Regions from separate parts of the Mus musculus genome. Here region 1 is linked to region 2. A link is a loop called in an ENCODE intact Hi-C map of the cell type or tissue named here. Cell type or tissue: heart. All regions are shown on one strand. Links, peaks and the distances in the headings refer to the core of each region. The heading gives the core; the rest is flanking DNA. Region 1 has its middle 16 kb from the start of Gm33725. Region 2 overlaps Gm33669 (a long non-coding RNA gene).

What was found. A loop is a pair of places that touch in the nucleus more often than their neighbours do. Peaks named below come from ENCODE experiments on the same cell type or tissue, not always from the same donor. Only the 100,000 strongest peaks of a DNase experiment are listed, where the experiment ranks them.
Region 1: it touches region 2 in a loop (6-fold over the local background); 12 of 42 quality-filtered maps call a loop at or near these places.

What each region holds. Positions count from the first base shown.
Region 1 is chr1:182,136,655-182,144,983 of GRCm38, reverse strand. No RefSeq gene overlaps it. Among named protein-coding and RNA genes, the nearest start is that of Gm33725, 16 kb to the right of the region's middle. In heart, for the core only: CTCF peaks have their summits at 1,480 (motif pointing right) and 6,570 (motif pointing right); a DNase peak (open chromatin) is centred at 4,393; H3K4me3 peaks cover 446 bases; H3K27me3 peaks cover 2,295 bases.
Region 2 is chr1:181,885,501-181,893,829 of GRCm38, reverse strand. It overlaps Gm33669 (a long non-coding RNA gene), which reads right to left. Exons shown (of 4, transcript XR_865801.2): 4 at 7,119-7,864. Among named protein-coding and RNA genes, the nearest start is that of Gm33669, 11 kb to the right of the region's middle. In heart, for the core only: no CTCF peak of the experiment used is centred there; a DNase peak (open chromatin) is centred at 4,839.

The sequences.
Region 1 (8,329 bases), core at 251-8,250, 250 kb before region 2:
CTTTCTGTCACGTTCCACATGAGAGCCCACAATTCCGGTCCCTTTTCTGGTCAGATGCCCCTGTTCCTTCCTCCAGGCAGTGCGGAACAGCAGGTACACCATCTGCCAACCATCCTTGCTTTTGTCCTAGGAGACCCAGAACATGAAAGTGGGTTTAGCCACACCCTCACACCCTAAGTTCAAATGCGGACCCTCAGAGGACAGTCACTGAGAGCCTGATTCTCAGTCACAAAGAGGTCCTCCCAAGAGATCAGAATTCGTATGTGCTGGGTTCATATTCAACTTGAAAACAAGGCATTTCCTCACATCCTGCCTTTGAAGCCTGAGTGGACCTTTCTGGAAACCAAGGGGCCAGCTCCCTTTCGACAAGACACCGACTCACTGCTGGAGCACCTGGCCCCACCTCTGAGCTGAAAAGAATCAAGGCCCAGAGAGCACCAAGGACCTGCTCTTCTGTCTCTGATTCCCATCAGATAAAAAACAAAACAAAAACAAAAAAACTGCATCTCTAGCCAGGCGGTGGTGGCGCGCGCCTTTAATCCCAGTACTTGGGAGGCAGAGACAGGCAGATTTCTGAGTTCGAGGCCAGCCTGGTCTACAAAGTGAGTTCCAGGACAGCCAGGGCAACACAGAGAAACCCTGTCTCAAAAAACCAAAAAAGTAGAAGAAGGAGGAGAAGGAGGAATCAACAAGTTAATATGTAACATATAGTTGGGAATAAATTAGAGAAGAAATAATGCTGTAGTCAAAGGGTTTTTGAGTGTGCCCTAAAAAGGATAAGTGTCAGGAACTGTCTTCTTGGAAGCAGCAGTGTGGGGGGGGGGCTGCATCCTGTTAAAATTGGGGAAGCATGCTTCAGGGGAAATGTCAGGCAGTGAGAAGCAGGAGCCTAGCCAGAATGTGGTCAGTAACCATGAGAGCTAAAACAGCTCAGAGGGAGAAACGGTGCTCTCCTTTTAGTTGGAGTGTGCTGTAGTTTGGATCTTCTATGTCCCCCACAATGGCCACGTCTTTGTTTGAAAGCTTTGACCTCAGAAGGTAGAGCATTGTCCCGTGGTACTGTCGGAAGTGGTACAACCTACGGGAGGTACAGCATTGTGGAAGGAACCTTGGCCAGTGGGAAAATGAGGATGTTGGGACCCTGGCTTGCATGAGGGGAACAGCTTAGCTCCACCACTTGCTCCCATAATGCACTGCATTCACTGTTTCCCAGGCACCGTAAGTGCTCAGCTAACATATCTCAGACCTTTGAACAACTCAAGGAGTGAGAACCAAGCCAATCCAAAGCTTACAGCTACACAGAGGCAAAGAGAGGTGATTTCCTTTCCACCGGCCTCAGAGTGATGGTAAATGATGAAGCTAGAGCTTCAACCTTTCCAGAGCCCCCACTGACAGCAATAGCTGACTGTAGAGGGGTTTGGATGTCTGTCCACAACATAATGTAACTCCTGGGCCTTAAGCGACTTTGTCTCTGTCTCCAGCAGGCGGCGCCAAAGCAAGGAACAACTATGCACCTGACCCGCCTACGCTTGAAGTTTGGCTGAAAATGGAACTGGCACCAAGTCAAGATCCGTGTTCTTTCCTTCCCTGGATCCAAATAGAATGCGCCAATGGGAAGAGAGATCCTGGCTCCAAATAGAATGCACCAATGGGAAGAGAGATCCTGGCTCCAAATAGAATGCACCAATGGGAAGAGAGATCCTGGATCCAAATAGAATGCACCAATGGGAAGAGAGATCCTGGCTCCAAATAGAATGTGCCAATGGGAAGAGAGATCCTGGCTCCAAATAGAATGCGCCAATGGGAAGAGAGATCCTGGACCTGCCTGCCTGCAGTGAGTCCTACTAAGTCACAAAGCAATAAAACTCTGTGTCTTTGAATCCATTTCCTTCCCTGCATTGGAGGGAACCCAAGTCCCCCAAAGATTAGACGACCTGTACATCGTAAGCGCAGAGAACTCTCCACAAGTCAACCTATCTTGGATCAGAAAACTAAGAGTGGTAGAGCCGGAATCTCACTCACCCAGGTTTAGTCAACCTGAAAGAGCGTGGTGTTTTCCGAAAGGCGTGGTCGTGTTGTGATGGAGCTCTGTGCGGGTGCTGTGGATAGCGGTAGAGGTGAAGAAGGGGGAGGCGATGTCATGGTTGGGGTTTTAGGTTTTTTGCTTGGTGGTTTGGGTTGTTTGAGACGGGGGTGTAAGTTCGTCCTCAGGCTACCCTCAAACTCAAGGTCCTCTTGCCTCCACCTCCCAAGTCCTGCCCTCCCAGACCCGGTGAGCTGAGCTGTTTCCGCAGTTGCATGCTCCCACCGTGATGTTCTGTGCTCTCTGAAACAAGGAGCATAAACAGACTGCCCTGCCTTACAAGTTGATCCAGTTCAGGTATTTTATATCAGCGAACCTGGCTGACAGAGCCACGTTGGTCTCTCATACAATCTTTTCCATTTCAGTGACAGAATCTTTCAGTTATTACATGGGATATTTAAAAGTTCAATAGCTGATACCAGAGCTTTAAAAAAAAATTGTCAAGGTTCTGTCCTGTGGGAACTCAGGACTTTATTTAATTAATTTTATTTATTTATGTAATCCCTCCATGATTCACATTCCTCTTGCTGTAAAAATGATGGTGGTGATGATGGTGGTGGCAGTGGCGCAGAGTGATGATGACGACGACGATGACGACGACGACGACAACGACAATGGTGCTAACAATAACAATTCCTATCTCTTGGCACTGTCGGGGGTTTAGCTGAGTTAACAGGCTGAAGCTCTGAGTGATAGAGGCTGGCATACCACCGTGCCACCTCTGGCCTTGATGATCAAATCAATCCTCAAGCGAGTTGCTCTTGGAGGGTAGAGAAGGGGTTTATTCACCCAGCTGTTTGTTTTGGTGTGATTCCCAACCTTGTGCTGTTCTCCTGCTCCTCTCGTTCGCCTCTCCGAGAAAGTGTTTGCTCTGACATCCTGGTCTGCTCCCAGGATCTGCCCCACTGTCCAGGTGGTAAACATCCCACAATGTTTGTGACACACGACCCATTCCTCTAAGGTATTGATGGCACGTATTGGGAAGAGAGGGTGCGTCAGAGAGGTGTTCTAGAGGAGGCCATTCGGGCCTTGGTACTGTCTCCGTGGGGAGAAAGGAACCTGGGGAGAGAAAGGAGGAAGCACAGAGCGCGGACTTGGCAGCTAGAGAGGGCACAGGCACGGTGACACACGGGCCACTGAGCCCACTGCCTCTGTGCGCTAGCCTCGAGGGCTAGGGTGACTGATGAGACGGCCAGAAGCGGAGATCCGGAGAGGGCTCCAGTTGGGACTGTGGACTAGAATGGCTGCTACGTGTTCCTGGTGTTTCCTCACAACATGGCAGTCATTGACTTCTTCTGTGGTGGCTCAGGGACCCAGTATGAAAGGGATTGAAGTCACAGCCAGTGAGCATCATTTATCATCCAGGACTACGATCCTTGCAGCTCTGGCTTTCTGCCTTAGCAGTGGAAGCCAGCAGGCGCCGGCCCAGATACAAACTCAGAGGGCACAGAGAATCCCTGGCAAATACGTTGCTTTACTGCGTTCTGAAAGTCTCCGACCCACGGTCATGTCTATCCCGGAGTCTCTCTGGCCAACCTGGCCCCACTGTACCCCATCCTTCCTGCCCCTGTGGAGTTCCTAGAAGACACGCAAGCCAGATGAGTCCCCTGTGTCGTCCCCCCAGTGTCCTGTTACTGGGAATCCCAGCCCTCGCTTCCTCTAGGGTCTGCATGAGCACACTCCTCCCTTCCAGCTCCTCACCCTATTGTTCTGGGGAATGGCACATCACCCACTCTGAGGTCTCCACACTTCTGAGCTTCCTCACCAAATGTTCCTCTCCCCCAAATTTGAGCACAGTGACCCTGTGACCTTTAGGGATCAGCTTGGCTCTCCTTCACAGATCTAAGTGAGATTCCCCAACACCCAATGTTCTCTCTCCAGGACTGAAGTTGTGTGTGCTCGCTTACTGGTTTATTGTCTGCCTCTTCAGTGGCTCCCTGGGGAAGAATTCTTACCTTCCTTGTATCCATGGGGACCACCACAGTGCCTTGCATACCTTGGTAAGCCATAAACAAATGCATGAACAACGGCTTCCATATGGAAGGTAGTGGTGTGTGATTGTAGCTCAGAAAGACATCTACCCTCCTTCGTAGTAGGAAGTAGGAAAAGCAACATTGTCCAGTGTTAGGAGCAGTTTTCCAGTCTGGCTCTGCCGCCTGGCAGCTAGTTTTGGAAAATTCACCTCCCAGAGCCTCATTTGTTTCTGTTGTTGTTGTTTTACTTAAGTCCAGTATCTCATGGCTGTGTCTTGGGTTGCTCTGGGAACCCTGTCTAGAGTGAGGATGGGCTGCAGTTCCTGCTGTACCCACTAGGTGGCGATATAAGTGTGTTCTGAGCCCCACCCGGGGCCCCAATCTGCAACTCAGAGCCTTGAGGGAGCAGCTCATTTGGAGCAGTCACCTGGCTTATGCCAATGCCAAGGGCGGTAGCTGGATCCGTAGGAGGCTTCTGCCTCAGAGGGCTCGAGTGGAAAATGGCTAAGGGATGGTCACCCTGTTTAGCCAGAAGTTACTTAGAAGGAGGCCCCTTCCTGATCTTTTCTGACTCCAGAATAGCTTTCTGGCCGCTGATCTATCATTTTGTAAGCGAGCCAAGGTTGGGGTCAAGCTGCACCGGTCTTCCAGCACCGTTACAGCCACGAACCCAGCTCACCTCTCCCTCTCTCCAGCTCAGTGGCTCCTGTTCTCCCTGAGACTTTCGGGTGCCCCACGCCTCAGGGTGGCTGGATGCCTGCCCTGCCCTTGCCAGGTGGGCTATGCTAATTTCCCCAGCCAGCCTGGCCAGTGGGATCAGCATAGCCCAGCCCACGGTCCTAATCGCCCAGCCTGGACTTTGACTGGGGAAAGGCAATACTGCCTGGGCCAACCTCTTTCTCAGCTTGGGCAAGATCTGTCTCAGACTGAGTCAAGGCAGTTCCTGCACCTTGGAGCCTGTGTGCTTCTGCAAAGTTGGTTTCTCTTGGGAGTGAGACACACGGGTCGCCAGCCACTGGAGAAGCAGGTGGGCAGGTGGGGCACCAGCAAGGTCACAAATGTCCTCAAAGGCATAAGGCCCAGGTTACATACAGCTTCACCGACATGGGCAAGGGACCTGCCGTGTCTCCAGAAATAGGGATTCACAGGGACACTGTCACCCAAGTCTCCTTCTCGCAGGGACCCTCCAGTCCATAGGAATAGTAGGTCTAGCGGGAACATGAGCCAGGACCCCTCCCTGACCCCCAAGGCTCAGCACCCAGAACCAGAGGGGAACTGTGAGCACATGTGCAAATGGTTTGGACACACATGGCAGCCACAAATGACAGGTGTGGCCAGTCTACCACAAGAAGGGGAGTTCACAAGCGAAAGCATACGCCATCTTTCACAACAATGACGCCACTCATTCCCAGTGACCGTCAGACTGAGCCTGTCCACAGTCTCTTCTACCTCTTTCTTCGACAAACATCAGAATAGAGAGAGAGATACTTTCAGCCCAGGGAAACAAGCTCTTTGAGGACATCCCAACACTGGAACCTGGCAGCAGAGGCTGCTGGAGAAGGCTTGAAGCAGCCCTTGGGAGGTGGAGTGGATGGCTCCGAAAGGCAGCCTGTACACGTTTGCATGGCCAGTCTTCCTCTATGCTGGGGTGATTGTGTGTAGAATGCTTCAGCCATGAATTGAAGTGCTGGCACTAAGGGACCATGGTGGCAGCTCAGATACCACAGTTCCCCCCACCCCAGGGGGCTGCTTGATTAGCAGTGAGCCCAACCCTCCCAGAGATGAGAGATGGGGTGGGTCCCCCTTCCCACCATCTTTTATTTTCCCAATTCTGACTCCAACATGAAAGATCAAGTACACACACTCAATCAAGCATGCACATGTGTGCAGATGCACAGTGTATTTGCACACACACACACACACACACACACACAGTTTGATACAGCTTTACAAATCCAGACCCCAACAACCTAGTGGGAAGAGAGTGGCAATTCAAGTCTGTAGAAAATACAGATGAATAGGATTTGGCCAGACAGAGCAGGAGACACTACAATCACATTTTAAAAGATTTTAATGTATATGAGTTTTTTACCTGATATATGTAAGGACATTGTATGAGTGCTTGCTGCCCTCAGAGCCCAGAAGAGGGATTGTGAGCTCCTTGGAACTGGAGTTATGGATGGCCGTGAGCTGTCATGTGGGTGCTAGAAATAAAACCCTGGTCCTCTGAGAGAGCGGCAAGTGTTACTCCTGAGCCTTCTCTCTAGTTTCACAACCACATTTGTTAAAATATTGTATATTAGCCGGGCGTGGTGGCGCACGCCTTTAATCCCAGCACTCAGGAGGCAGAGGCAGGCAGATTTCTGAGTTCAAGGCCAGCCTGGTCTACAAAGTGAGTTCCAGGACAGCCAGGGCTACACAGAGAAACCCTGTCTCGAAAAACAAGACAAAAACAAACAAAATGTTGTATATTATTTTTCATTTATGTGTATGTGTGGGGGGTTGTGTGTTTGTGCATTTTGGTGCAGTGCTCATGGAGGTCAGAAGAGGGCGCTGGATCCCCTGAAGCAGGAGTTTAAGCTGATAGACAGCAACCTGACATGGATTCGTGGATCTGCTTTCTGTGTTCTGTCACCTCACCTAGGTCAACCAGGATACACGCTCCCAATCCCCAAATCTTCCTGAGTCCTCTGGTCAGGGGCAGCCCCACGCGGCATTCTGAGCCCAGGACTGACAAGAGCCGTCTTTCGCCATCTGCCTGCTCCCCGAGTCATCATATATTACCGCTTTATTGCTACAGACGATTCATTCTCTGACCCGTTAGCTTTTAAAGGGCAGATTTAAAAGAATACAGTTCGTGCTGTAGTCTCTAATAAGGTGACATAAATACACTCAGATGACATGTGTGGGCAAGCCAGAGGCAGAGGTCGCACAGGCTGATGGATAGAATCTTTGGGTTCATTTCCTCTATCCCCAGGGCATTATGGAGCTGAATGTAAGGGCTTCCATTTTCCCCTCAGTGACGACACCATCCTTTATGGAGTTCATCTGGGGGCACTTTAGGGCCATTAATCTTCAGGGCAACCTGACACTCGATTCTAGGGGCTACTGGCTAACAGATGGGGGACTCCCTTAGGGTCCCCAGCTGAATGAAGAGAGGGTTGGAGTCTGTAAGGCTACACATCTCAGGTTCAAGGTCTGCATCTGTGAGTAGGTGCTGACGGCATCTGCCTGCCCTTCACATGGGAACTCAAGAAGTTCCCGCCCAGTTAGAAGGTCACTGGAGCCTGGCCACCATCCTGGCTTCTCGAGGCTGAGCAAGTTCGGTATGACCATCATCATCTGCAAGCCAGCTATCTGAAAAAAACACCCGTGATTCTGATGTCGCTTATAAATATCCCACAGGAGCCAATGCGGTGTGAGGAGACTGTTCCCAGGAAACAGCTACTTAGAGGGAGCCTGCAGGGCGGGTGGGGCAATGACCCAAGGCCTAGTTTCTTCTGAGAGCTGTCTAGGAAGTTGCACATTCCTCTGAACTTCACCGTCATCGCTGCCGCAGCCTCCTCCTCCTCTGCTACCTCTGCTTCCCTGCTGCCGCCGCCGCCGCCTCTGTCGCCGCCGCCACCGCCTCTGCTGCCCACCATCGACAGAGCCTGAGCAGGGGGAGTCTCGCGCAGCTTGGGCTTTGGCTTTCAGGGTTCTTTGCTCAGTCTGCCATCACGGCTGGTTCCCAGCTTCAGTTGCCAGACTCTCAGAGTGACATGTTTTAACTGCTCATTAACTGTGGGCTTCAGAGGCAGTGACCCACTAGAAAGGGAGATGATGTGGGCTGGAAGGACACCGTCCTGTGCTGCCCTCAAACCCTGGGTTCTAAGTGGGGCCTCTCGGCCAATGGCTTTTCTTAAAGCCTCAGCACACCTACTCATGTTGTCGTCGTCGTAGGAGATGGTGTCTGCCACTGAGGCTGAAAATACTGAGACAGCGCAGGGAACACCTTGTAAGAGCTTACTAAAGAACACTAGCACACACACATGCACACATACACACATGCACGCACACATGTACACACACAACCACCAAGTGGGGTTGCTGTATTAAGTCCTGGAGGGTAAGCATACCTTTTTTGAATAAGCATTTTCTTTATTGGTATGTGAGCGTTTGTGTGGTGGTTGGTTCTTTTCTTCCACCACACTGGTTCTAGGGGCTGAACTGAGAGCATCCGGCTTCACCTTTACATGCTAAGTCCTCGGACCAGCCCCGGAGCGTCCTCCTC
Region 2 (8,329 bases), core at 236-8,235:
TTCAGCAGGCACCTCCTCTATGTACACACTATGGCGGTAGCCACCTGGGAGGATATCAGAGGGGACTGTGAGCCTCCTGTTGTGAGCCTGGCATCAATCCAGCAAACATCCAGAGATCCAAACCCGAGCACACCACAAACCGTGTTCTTTGTTTCCCTGGAATGTAAATGAGAAGCACCTTTCATTCATGACTACACCTACCAAATGGATACTTACAAGACAGGACTCCCTGCCCCTCTCGAGATGTTTATATTTGATTCGTTTTTAAATGGATTGCATTTTAAGTTGTCACACAGCAGCATGCAGGACTATGGAGTAGTTTCTCCATTCTCATGGGGTAGACTCTATAAAGCTCCCAACCCAGCAAGGAGATGAGGCCACTTTTTTTTTCCTCTGAAAGGTATTCTATAACCGTGGTTCTCAACCTTCCTAATTCTGTGGTCCTTTAATACAGGCCCTCATGTTGTGTTGGCCCACAACCACAACATTTTCATTGCTGCTGCTACTTTAAAAAGATTTGTTTGAGCCGGGCGTGGTGGCGCACGCCTTTAGTCCCAGCACTCGGAAGGCAGAGGCATGTGGATTTCTGAGTTTGAGGCCAGCCTGGTCTACAGAGTGAGCTCCAGGACATCCAGGGCTACACAGAGAAACCCTGTCTCAAAAACCAAGAAAAAAATTTTTTTATTTTATGTATGTGAGCACAGTGTAGCTGTCTTGAGACACACCACCAGAAGAGGACATTGAATCCTATTACAGATGGTTGTGAGCCACCATGTAGTAGCTGGAAATTGAACTCAGGATCTCTGGAAGAGCAGTTAATGCTCTTAAGGAGCCATCTCTCCAGCCCCTCATTGCTGCTTCTTAACTAGTTTTGCTACTGTATGAATCATAATGTAAATATCTGTGTTTTCTGATGGTCTTAGGTGACCCCTTGTGAAAGGGTCATTCTACTCCAGAGAGGTCACAACCCACAGGTTGAGAGCCACTGTCCACTGTTTCACAAGTTCTTGGGTTAGGGAGGTGATTCTGCCCTTCATAATAATCCAAGGTTTTTAAGCACAAAGTGGAAATTAACCTTTGTGACAGATTTTTGGTTGTTTGGTTTTGAGACAGGGTTTCTCTTGTGTAGCCCTGGCTGTCCTGGAACTCACTCTGTAGACTAGGCTGACCTTGAACTCAGAAATCTTCCGGCCTCTGCCTCCCAAGTGATGGGATTAAAGGCATGACAGGTTTTAACAGAATGGAAATATGTGCACACACACACACACACACACAATCTCTGGTCAGATATGTATGTATACATGAGAACTCAGTCCCTAATCCACCCTCCAGTGTTGTATTTATTAATATCTAACATGGATTTGAGCAGCAAAGGACTGAATGTGAGACGCCGTCCCCCTTGAAGCCTTTGTCTTTATTGAGTAACTAGTGGGACAATCCCACCATCCTTTCCTGCAGCCTGTTAATGGGCACTGACTTGCCTCCATGTTAGGAAGAGGCCAGGAGGGTGGGAAGCGCAGTGGGATCATCTCGAGAATCTGCATAGACTAACGGTAAGGTGAGTGCTGGAGCCTCACTATAGGCTCAGAATCCAGAGCACCATCAGCTCTAGCTGGAACACTTCAACCTCAGCAGAGCCTGCCCTTCACCTCGCCCCACCCTGCACCTTGGGCAAAGGAAAGGATGGATGTGATGCCTTCAGCCTTGATCTGGGTCCAGCACATTGGTAAATAACGGAATAAGCCTGAAGACATCATTTTGCCCAAGTGGAGAGCTCTGTGGGAAGGCCTCTTTCCATGGTAAACACAGTTACACACCAGAACCTTAACACTCAGAAAGAAGAATTATGTTCACGGGTCATGGGCTTCTTGTCATTTTTCATCTCTTTGCCTAAAATTGTGGGCAGGGAAGCAGAGCCTTTATGGCTGCCTTTTAAAAGCAGTCCCTGTGTTGGAGTGATGGCTCAGGGCTTAAGAGCACTTTTTTGTTCTTGTCAGGGATCAGAGGTTCAGTTCTAGCCACCCACAGAGTGGCTCACAACCATCTATAACTCCAGTTCCAGGGAGCCATAAATATGTACAACAACATGCAGGAAAGGCATCCAAACGCTATGACGGCCATTCTTGGTTATCAACTTGACCGCATCTGGAATTAACTAAAAGCCAAATGACTGGGCACACCTGTGAGAGTCATTTTGCTTAAATCACTTGAAGTGGGAAGATTCACCTTTAATCTGGGACATACCTTCTGCTGGCAGCCTATATAAAAGACATAGAAGGTTACTTTCTCCTCCCTGCCTGCTTGCTCTCAACCTCACTAGCAAGTTCATTCCTTCACTGGCATCAGAGCCTATTTTGGAATTCTGGTGAACCTTCTGCTCATAGGCAGCCATTGATGGAACACAGCCTGTAAGCCATTCTATTAAGTCTGTGTGTGTGAGTGTGTGTGTAGATTCATTCTATAAATTGTTACTCTAGAGAACCCTGACCAACACAAACCTTAAAATTGAAACGCCCCACCAGAATTATAACCCATAAGGCCTGCCTTACAGTGGTCCACTTCTTCCAGTAAGGCCCTACTTCCTGAAGGTTCCACAACTTCTCAAAACAACCAGCACTAACTGGGGGCCAAGGGTTGATACCCATGAGCCTCTGGGCCGTCTATCCTCTAACCCTAACCCTAACTGTACAGCTATAGCAGCAGTATCTGAAAAGGCCATTGCACGACCCATCCAGAAGCAGATGAGGTCATGTGGATAGCCTAGAAGCAACGGGTCCATCACAGGAATCTGAGCTGAGTTCCAAGAATAGACAGGTAGTCCTCAAGAAGCAATGGTTCCTCTACAGGGAGCAACAGTTTAGGGGGAGGCGGGGGTGTGGGGGAATGTGAAAGTACAGGCTGCTGTGAAATTAAAGCTGAGAGGAGGCGTGGCTGCACCTGTACCCACAGACTTATATCCTGTGAAGCCCCCCCCCCAGACTGCAGGCCCAAGTTCAAGCCCCTCCTCTCTCCTCCTTGAGACATGCCAACACAAGATTGCATATACCCAAGGTGCCTCAAGTTCAGTGTGGCCCTGCCACCTTCCCATCCTTTTCCACTGTCACCCTAGACTCCATTTCTCAGCATCTCTTGGGTTTGCTTCACCTGTCCAGAGATAAGCAAGCTATGGCTCTGCCTCTAAAGGGTCCTCATGATGAGCCCACCCCGTCCAGTCACCTCACACACACACCCAACACCCCACCCCACCCCACCCCACCCAGTTTACTGCCCTCCTCTTACAGTAGCCAGAGCACTGTATGACCAAAACATCCCTGTCTGCTGAAAGCTTTTTGAGGCTCCGGGAGGCCCAGGTGGAAGTCTGAGTTCCTCACTTGCCCATCATCCTGGGGCCAGCAGCTGGAGGAGACAGAGACCATAAGATGCCTGAACAATGTGTTCCCTCCTCACCTCCGCCCCTTCCTCCGCTGCTATGATCCTGACTTGCTCAGGTCTCAGCTGAATCCCTTTGATCTCAAGAATGTAGATCCAGATTTGTTCTGAGGGGTCCTCGTGGCTCTTTCTGGACAGTGAGATGAAATGGGACATGTTTTGGAAACGTTCAGCAAAGACTTTTTCCTCCAACATAAGAGGAAGATCAATGTGGAAAAGCGCTTTGCCCAAACCTCACTCAGTCTTCAGTTCTCTTTCTTGATGACATGTATTTAATTCTCAGAGCCACTGCATCCACTTTGCAACAGGAGAGGAAAGTTAGACTGAGCCAGCAGACTTGACGCTTGACTTTACCAGACCTGCTTGCAACCACCTTCCTCCTCGGCACTTAAAACCAAAGTACCATTGTTTAGGCCATGCCTAGGCAAAGGGTTCCTGTAGGAATCCCTAAAGAGAGAGTGGGAAGCAGGAAAAAGTGAAGATTTTATAGAGGCACCTGTGATTAGAGGTGCAGCGCATTCCCGGAAGTGCTCCCGAAGGGCGTGGGGCAACTGAGAAAGGGCCAGTCCCTTGTGGTGAGACTTGGGGCCAAGTTCTGTTCTCTCACAGCCACTTTGACATGGCACTTCAGCCCCAGGGACACACCCAGAATAACACTTGCCCAAATGATCAGGACACGCCACAATCCAGTCAATTTGACTCTCAAAATTGACCATCATAGGTATGTGATCTTCCCCCGAGCTTCCAAGGACCTTGGGAGCTCCTTTTTTTTTTTTTTTTTTTTTTTTTAGATTTATTTATTATATGTAAGTACACTGTAGCTGTCTTCAGAGGGCGTCAGATCTTGTTACAGATGGTTGTAAGCCACCATGTGGTTGCTGGGATTTGAACTTCAGACCTTCGGAAGAGCAGCCGGGTGCTCTTACCCACTGAGCCATCTCACCAGCCCCTTGGGAGCTCCTTTGAAAGACGTTTTTTTCAGTACCTACAGCTGGATTAAATGCTGAGCCTTCCTCCCGGGAGAGGAGGGAGCTACAATGTGACCATTTTCTTCTGCCTCCTTCTGACCAGAATGAGCCTTGTCCCCATCTCATCTCTGGAGGAAAGCAGAGATCCTGTTTGCTCAGCACCCCAGGAAGTCATTCCCACCTTCCACATCAGTTCTGGCTTTTCGGTGCCTGGTGAGCTGCACTGAGAGCAGATGTTGGGTCTGGGCCTGCGATTAGGCCAGGCTAGCTTGAAAGTCAAGACACAATGCCAGGATAGACCTAGGCAGGCATCAAAAGTGATGGGGGAGAAACCAGTGTTCCTCTGCTTGTCCCTCTCATTGTCTCTAAGAGTGTCACCCAGCTGGCCGGGGCTATCCAAGCTGCAGTGCTCGGGCGCCTCCCAGCGGTAGCTCTAGGCAGCGCGTCTCCTGGCTGTTAGGCAGCGCCCTCTGCTGGCTAATGTCTGTTCCTTCTCTTCTCACACTTGGGCACAGCGCACAGCCATGCATGTTGATGGGTGGACACGGGCTCCAAACCCGAGGATTTGCTAAGGAAAAAATGAGACTTTAAAGCTGGAGAAAGTATGCAGAGACTATGAAGGAAGACTCCATACACTGTTGTCGCTGTGGTGAGGGGAGCCCCGGAGTGTCCAGATTCTAGATGGGCCCTACAGGCCGGCCAACTTCTACAGTCAGATGTTTTACTGGTCAAGATTATGCTGGAAATGTGAAGTGCGTGCTGTGAGCGAAGCGGCAGGTAGGGTCAAAGCAGGAGCCCTTTCTTTGTACATGCCTGCAGTTTGGGGTAGAAGAGAGGTCTCAGGGCTAGGAGCATGGCTAGCCATTGAGCACGGGGAGAGGAACACCGGAGATAGAAAGCAGGAAGATACCCTGGGAGGTAGAAACAGACATCTGAGAGCCGAAGACAGCCAAGGGCAGATCCTGAGCATTAGTGAGCCACAAAAATGAAGACCAGGGAGACAGAGCAGTGTGTTGAAGGCACTGCAGAACTGAAGTGTGGATCTGCCATCCTCTATACCCATGGTAGCCATCAGGGGAACCAATCAGAATGGAGGCTTCAGTCACTAGCTGAGTAGGTGTTTTTGTTTCTTCCTAGCATGTTCCACGTAGTGGAATATGCTGAACTGCAGGAGTCAGCCTACAGCATTCACACAGAGCTTTACCCAAAAGTCTAGGCTCACCAAAGGAAGCCAGAGGACCAAGCATTCATTATCTTTGCACCTGGACAGGTGTCTCCCCTCTGATAGGCCCATGGTGGGACTGGGCCTAGAGACCATCTCATAGCCCACTGCTTAAGGCCTTTGGGTCCACCAGCTAGCAATGGCCTAACACGGTGGGCTCTGAGGGCGAAGGCCATCTCCATGTCCTCTAGACTGGCTCTCCCAGTAACAGGGGAGGACTGAGGGGCCCTGTATCCCCAGTTGACAAGGTGGCTCATGTGTAGTCTCAGCTCTTGTGGCTCATGGCTACAGATGGCTTGAGTGGAGGCATCTGTGCTTAGGAGTTACGTGCAACTTGGGTGGACTCCCAGGCAAAGCTCACAGTGAAAGTGAGCTGGCAGAAGAGCCACTGACTTCCCTAGGTGCCAATGTCAGCCCTGGGCCTCTAGCTCTCTGCCTTGGGTCCAACATGTCACTTACCCAAGAGCTCTCAGTCCCTTCTGACACTGTCCCTCTTCGCTCACTCTCCTGGACACTAGAGAAATTCAGCAGCAAACAGTGGCCTCAGACTTAGGACAGGGCTGCAGCAGGAGGCAGGAGACATTTGTCCTACTTCCTCTGGCTCTGGGGTCCACCTTGCCACTTAGTGGCAGGACAGATGTGATGGTGACATTTTTGCCCTCCAAGCACCCTGCTTGCTCAGGGTTAACCTGGACATGCATCACCTCCCTGTCAGCCTACTATGGGCCTGAGTGGAGTCCACACAACAGTGCGCTCTGCTCTGGCCTTGTCTTTGTTTTGAGGCCAGGACACAATGGACAGTCTGCCAAAAAAAAAAAAAAAAACCAAGCTGGGTATATACATTTCCGCTCATAGAGTGTGTCCCTAGCATGTTAGAAACTCTGAGTTTGATCCCAAACCTCAAGAAGACAGGACATGGTGGAACACACCTTTAATCCTAGCACTCGGGAAGTGGAGGCAGGAAGATCAGAAGTTCAAGGTCACCCAAGGGCATTCAGCAAAGCCTCTCTGCTCCTGTGCCCAGAGTTCCTGATGCCCAGCCTGGGTCTTGAGAATGGCATATCAAAGTATCCTCCACCTCCGCTAAGTAAACTTCTTCCTAGCCTGCCAGATAATCTTTTGCTGGAGCTAGGATCCTCTCTTTGATCTTAGGAGGCCTGGGTATCTAGTGATCTGCTGTGTGCTGATTGCTGGGCTCAGGGAGAGAAATAGTCTTCTACTTATTGTTTGCTTTGCTGTTTTTGTTGTTGTTATTTTGATGTTGTTGTTGTTTTGGTTTGGTTTGGGGTTTTTTTTGTTTGTTTGCTTGTTTGTTTTGTTTTTGTTTTTGTTTTTGAGACAGGGGTTCACTGTGTAGCCTTAGCTCCCTGGACTGGAACTCACTCTGTGCCCCAGGCTATCTTCAAACTCATAGCCACCTGCCTCTGCCTCCCGAGTGCTGGAATTACAGGTGTACACCACCACATCTGCTCCTTCTTTTATTTAGAGTATGTGTGTGAGAGGGAAGGGGAGATGGAGAGAGAATGAGACCATCTGAGGTCAAAAAAGGGCATCAGCATTACAAGCTACTCAGTGTGGGTACTGAGAGCAGAACTCTGGTCCTCTGCAAGAACAGCAAGTGTTCTTAACCACTGAGCCCTCTCTTCAGCTCCAGACGGTGGTCTTTTGATAGTGATGTACAGCTTATTTGTCCTGAGAGCACAGACAGACACTCAAAGCCAGAGAGCCCCCTTCTCACCAGTCATGTGTCCTCTCTTCAATGCTGCTCTGTCTCTGGTCTTCAGCCAGAATATCTGACAATCCCATGGCTACCGAGGAACATTTACATCCAGGGGCCAAATGTCCCCACATGGCTGTTAGGACAACAACCTCTTTAGTCTATCGTATGTGGCTGGGGTCCCACGGAGCCCATTGCTTAGATGAGCCAAAGTGTCCATGAAGTGCAAGGTAACTGGAGGCTTTGTCCCAAAGTTGTTCTCCATTGGTGTGCTGCCATCACACCTGTAAGCAGAGGAAGGCAGGGACCAGGAAGGAGAAGGCGGAGCCAGTCCCACACTCAGGTATCTCTTTGAGGTTCCTAGGACTGCTATGACAGAGGACCACTGTCTGGAGAAAGGGGACATGGTCCCAGAGGCTGGAGTCCAAGATCAACAGGGTTGTTTCCCTCTGAGGCACCTCCTTGGCTCCTCTGGCCACCTTCTTGCCACATGACCTTCCCTTTGTATGTGTGCATCCAAATTGCTCCCTTTTTAAACAAAACAAAATAACGAAACAACAGTTATTTCTTTGAAAAATATTTTTACATAACACTTATTATCATTATTATAGTGCTATAAATATTATATAATGTTTTTTTATTTTATTTATCTTTATTTTATGTATATTAGTATATTAGTTACTTCCCCATTTCCTATTGCAGGACAACTTACAGAAAGAAGGATTTAATTTAGGTTGCAGTTCCAGAGGATCAGAGTCTGTGACAGCAGAGAGGAGGGAGAAGGCAGCAGACAGAGAAAACAGAGAGAGTACTTGCAATGATTTTGCGTCTTCTGAAACCAAGAGACATACTTTCTTCAGTGTCCATGTACCCAAGACTTACAGGACTTCTTACTCAAACCACCACAGTGAGTTTTTGCTTGTGTGTGTGTGTGTGTGTGTGTGTGTGTGTGTGTGTGTGTGTGCAGCATGTGCGTACAGTGCCCAAAGAGGC